Regions from separate parts of the Mus musculus genome. Here region 2 is linked to region 1. Evidence: chromatin loops called from intact Hi-C (ENCODE). Cell type or tissue: heart. All regions are shown on one strand.

What was found. A loop is a pair of places that touch in the nucleus more often than their neighbours do. Peaks named below come from ENCODE experiments on the same cell type or tissue, not always from the same donor. Only the 100,000 strongest peaks of a DNase experiment are listed, where the experiment ranks them.
Region 2: a loop joins it to region 1, with 3 times the contacts of the local background. A loop is called at or near these places in 5 of 42 quality-filtered maps.

The regions. Positions count from the first base shown.
Region 1 is chr8:56,529,595-56,532,094 of GRCm38, forward strand. It overlaps Cep44 (centrosomal protein 44), which reads right to left. Exons shown (of 11, transcript NM_001009951.1): 11 at 1,928-2,138. The coding sequence ends at 2,096. Among named protein-coding and RNA genes, the nearest start is that of Gm24375, 9.3 kb to the left of the region's middle. In heart, a CTCF peak has its summit at 965 (motif pointing right); no DNase peak of the experiment used is centred here.
Region 2 is chr8:57,428,352-57,430,851 of GRCm38, forward strand. No RefSeq gene overlaps it. Among named protein-coding and RNA genes, the nearest start is that of Scrg1, 26 kb to the right of the region's middle. In heart, a CTCF peak has its summit at 1,037 (motif pointing right); a DNase peak (open chromatin) is centred at 1,050; H3K27ac peaks cover 317 bases.

The DNA.
Region 1 (2,500 bases):
TCTCTTGGTAAGTATACAATACTACTATACATTTTTTTTAATTTGTATTAATTTTTAAGTTGTTATAAAACACCATAAGAAAATTTGTTCCTAATTTCTAGTTTCTGCTGTTTTATTTAATATCTATTGTTTTCTATATTTTATATCTATTAGATTAGAAATAGTCCATCTCATTTTGTATTTATGGGATATGACAGAGAAAAGGAAATGGTAGCTGTCTGGACCATAGGGTCACCTCCTCAGGACCTTGTGGCTGCTTACAGTCACCATAGGACCTTACAGGTCTGTTGACACCGCTGCTGTCTGTGGTGAGGACTTTGGAGTGAGACAATAAATTTGTAAAATCCGAACATAAATGATACTACACAAAAAGCAGATAACTGTACGAACTGTGCCGTGGCTGGGTGGGTAAAGGCTTGCACTGCAGGTTTTTGTGGGGTCAGGGGCAGAACTAATCTCCTTTTTTCAGTGAAGATCACTTGACCTTCAAATGTATGTAGCTACATTTTCAAATAGAAAAATAGATCTGAGCTTTCCTGACTTCAATAGAGACCTCCTAGCACATAAATTCCCAGGTTTTTCTTCTCCCTTCTTTACATAGCACTTTGTGGGGTCAATGGTTCTCTTGTGTGACTATTTTGATTCATTTAGTTCAAAGTGTATTATTCTTAGATCTATTTAATAAGATTTTCTCTCACAAAGTATATTTCTTCCCCCTCTCACTGAGATAGTGTATTACTCTATTACTCAATGCCTATTATAAAGACAAGTTGTCATTTGTAAAAATTTAACTTACCAAAACAGATAAGAGAAAAGAGGAGGACAGAGACAAAGGGACAGAAACAATTTTATTCTATCTTTCAACAGAAAAACTTGAAAGATGTTCTTTTTCAAAAATCTGGAGTTTTATGAGGATTCATTTGTTTTATTAAAAGCCAACGGAGTGGCGTGGAGACCACAAGGTGGCGCTGTGAGTCCATGCTGGTTCTCATACTGGGGACATAACAGCATTTCACAACTGAATTCTCTTCATTTTTCTAACTTAAGTGACCTGGAAATTCAAAAAACATGAATTCTAGATATGCTTTGGAAATGTTACTAAATTCAAGGTTGTATGCTTCTAAATGCTAACATAAAAGATTACACTTTAAAAGTGTAAACATTAAACATTTCTTAGAATACTAAAGTTTTCCTCAAGTTATTTCTAGTTATAGCTTAATTTTCTACTTAACATTAAAATAAAATTATACAGTATAATGAGGTGACTGATGTAAAAAATAAAAAGATAACTTCCTATAATTTTGACTATTACCCAGAATTACTATTGCTATATATTCATTTACAACGTTAGAAGGTATTCACATAGTAACTTTCTCAGTGACTTTGATTTTCTTTCACTTTAACTTTAAGACCTTTCCTCTCCTTAAACGTTGTTAACGATCCATCATTAGAAAGTGCAGAGCACCTCCACTGCATATCCCATGGAGGGCCAGCATCTGGGTCGGGGCTGACGGTCTAGGGTTATAGAGCAGAGTATTCACACACCCGACACAGTTCCCTCAGCAAACACACAGAAGACGCCCGCTGTCACCACTGCAGTGATAAAGCAGCACTGACTACCCATGAAGAACTAGATTTGTTTAGTTTTCAGTGAGCGTTACAACTGGTTCACCAACACATACGCTAAGATTGTACATATGAGAGCCTCCTGAGTACAATATGCAAGTCCCAGTTGGACTATCTCCAGCAAGATGCAGACCATGTCTTCCAACCCATACTTTCAAAAACATATTACCTAGCTCACTGCCAGTGAATGTCAACACAAAACTACAGAGCGTGCTGTAATGACTTCACACTGTAAGAGCAATATACTGAGACAGAAAGTTTTGCCAAGAAAACTGGAAGAGAAAATCGGCACATATACAGCTTAAAATATTAAAAGTATTTATTTAAGAATGAAAAAGCTCACATATCAAATAGAATCCAAATTCTTAATAAAAACTATCGTATATTAAAATTATATACAGAATTCTTAAATATAGAATATATATAAGTAGCCAAAGTCCTAGGAGCGATTATGCAGAACATTCTACAGTTAGCGACTTGAGCATTTCAGTAACTCTGCTGTCTCTTCAAACCTGGAACAGAACAAATGCTGTGTTAGCTAAGGGCAGGGCTCATAATGGAAGACAGGACTTTGTTTGTTTCTGACCCTGAGATAAACTGAGTGTTCCTCTTTTTACATATAATTACATTAATACATGCACATAGAAGAGAGAAAAAAATAAATAAGTCAACCCTCATAGCCTAAGTTATTTTAGAAGTTTGCTAATGTTAAAGAGCTTTGTACTTTTTTAATGTAGTAGAGTACATAATATTGTGATACCATTTCATCATATATTTTCTTTACACTGCTCTTTGCCAAAACTAGATGCACTGCCCCCCTGTCCCAATGAAAGCATCAGCACTGTGCTCCTTTATCAACAGCATCCCAAAGCCA
Region 2 (2,500 bases), 900 kb after region 1:
TGGAAAACATTAAAAACAAAGGTGTAGGGACTGCAGAGATGGCTCACTGGTTGCCTTTCCAGAAGATCTGGGTTCAGTTCCCAGACCCAACCCAATCAGCCAACAACCTCCAGTTCCAGGTGATCTGGTCCCTCTTTTGCCTTCCTCGGGCACTGCACGCAGATGATGCCCAGACACGCATGCAGGCAAAACACCCATACATGTAAAATAAATAAAATAAGATCTCAAGCAACAATATTTAAAAGACACAAAAAACATCTATTCATCTCATGAGCTGACCATAGATAGGTCAGCTGTGACTGATAAGCTCAACTCCTCTGTTAGGGATTAGTTCAGTGACCCATGTCATCTTCCAGGAGCTGGAGCTGAGGGAGGAGGCTTTGTGCTTTGGTAGAGACCGTCAGTGGTAAGGCAGACCTAATTGAAGTCACTCAGGCACATATTCATTCAAAGCACACCCTACTGACCAAAGAAAGCCCCATTGGTCAAGACAAAGAAGCTATTGGAAGCCCAGAAGTATGTCTTTTGCATACACAGGAAAGGGGAGCAAAGGCTGGGGAGGATGAATAATTTAGAATCAATAATTCAATAAAAATTGAATGAGTCACCCCCTGCCTTGCAATTTTCATGATCTGTGCCGATTACCAGTAGCAAATTATTTATACTGCAATTCACACATGTCAAGAGACACATAGAGTAAACAGATCCTGTGTAGATACAGGGGAAAAAGCAGTTGGCTGTCCAGGAAATGTTATTTGTCCACCTGTGAAACAGCAGTAAGGACAAGGATATTCTTCAGAAATTCACTTCGACTCAATTCTTTTGTAGGCTTAAAGAACAGTCGGGACCTGAAATTCAAGAAATATAGCGTAAGCTACTGTTCTTGAGCTATTTTACTACGACTTGAGTCCTGCATAAAATCAGACAGCTGTCTAAAACACCGCCGTGGTTCTTTCCCGTGGTAAAACATAGCCAATAGGTTAAAGTATTTATTAAAGGCATATTTCCCGCCTCTAAAGCTGCTTTTCAGTACAAACAGCAGGTGGCGCTCGACAACAACTTAAGATTGGAATTCCAAGGTTATTTTCACTTCCTGTTCCTTTATAAAGCAGAACTACAGCCTGTAATAAAAAAATAAAATAAAGTAAAAAAAAACAAACAACAGCATAAACCAAGGTGAGAACCTGAGTCTTTATGACCTTGCATCAAAAGGGAGGGCCCAAGAAGCCTGGTGAGTGACCGGAATTTCTAAAGTTTGTCTTTGAAACTTGGAAATCGCTTTCCTTCTGAGCCCAAGGTGTGAGGCTGTAAGAGCAGCGCGCTGTCGAGGGAGGGTATATCTACCTGCCATGCATGGGAGCAAGAGTGGCTGACAAGGGGAGATTCGCTCAGGAAGCTCTGATACTAACTCAGGTTGTTCACATCCTAGGGCCGAGGATGGAAGATGACTGTAGTAAGCAGATGAACGGATAATTTAGCACGCATTTAAGAGAGAGAGAGAGAGAGAGACAGAGACAGAGACAGAGACAGAGAGACAGAGAGACAGAGAGACAGAGAGACAGAGAGACAGAGAGAGACAGAGAGAGACAGAGAGAGACAGAGACAGAGAGAGAGTTAGTTGATGCTCCAGGCAAGGCCTCGGGGGTGGAGTGGCCAGTGGTGGACTGGGAAAGCACCCTGTCCGAGGCAAAGGGGAAGGGGGAGGGGTAAAGAACTCTGAGATGGGGAGGGGAGCAACATTTGGTATGTAAATAAATTAAATAAAGAATAGGGCTGGAGAGATGGCTCAGCGGTGAGCACTTCCAGAAGTCCTGAGTTCAATTCCCAGCAACCACATGGTGGCTCACAACCATCTGTAATGGGATCCGATGTCCTCTTCGGGTGTGTCTAACAAGAGTGACAGTGTACTCACATACAAGAAATAAGTAAATAAATCTTAAAAAAGAAGAAGAAGAAGAAGAAGAAGAAGAAGAAGAAGAAGAAGAAGAAGAAGAAGAAGAAGAAGAAGAAGAAGAAGAAGAAGAAGAAGAAGAGAAGGGAAGGGAAGGGAAGGGAAGGGAAGGGAAGGGAAGGGAAGGGAAGGGAAGGGAAGGGAAGGGAAGGGAAGGGAAGGGAAGGGAAGGGAAGGGAAGGGAAGGGAAGGGAAGGAAGGAAGGAAGGAAGGAAGGAAGAAAGAAAGAAAGAAAGAAAGAAAGAAAGAAAGAAAAGAAAAATATTTTGAAAAAGAAGTTTATTTGTGACCTGGAGGAGGGGGTAGAGGCAGATATGGGAGGGGACCAGAGAAGGACAAAAGGAGAGGAGACAGGAGGGAAGAAAGAAGGCTGTCCAGGAACACATAGAGAAGGGGGGCAGGGAGGGGGGAGGAAGAGTAGATGGAGAAAGAGAGAGACAGAGACTGAGAGACAGAGAAAGACAGGCAGAGAGATTTAGCAGGCTTTTAAACAAGAAAGCCTCGAATGATAGAACCCATTATGAATTATTCTGGGTAGCTCAGCCCACG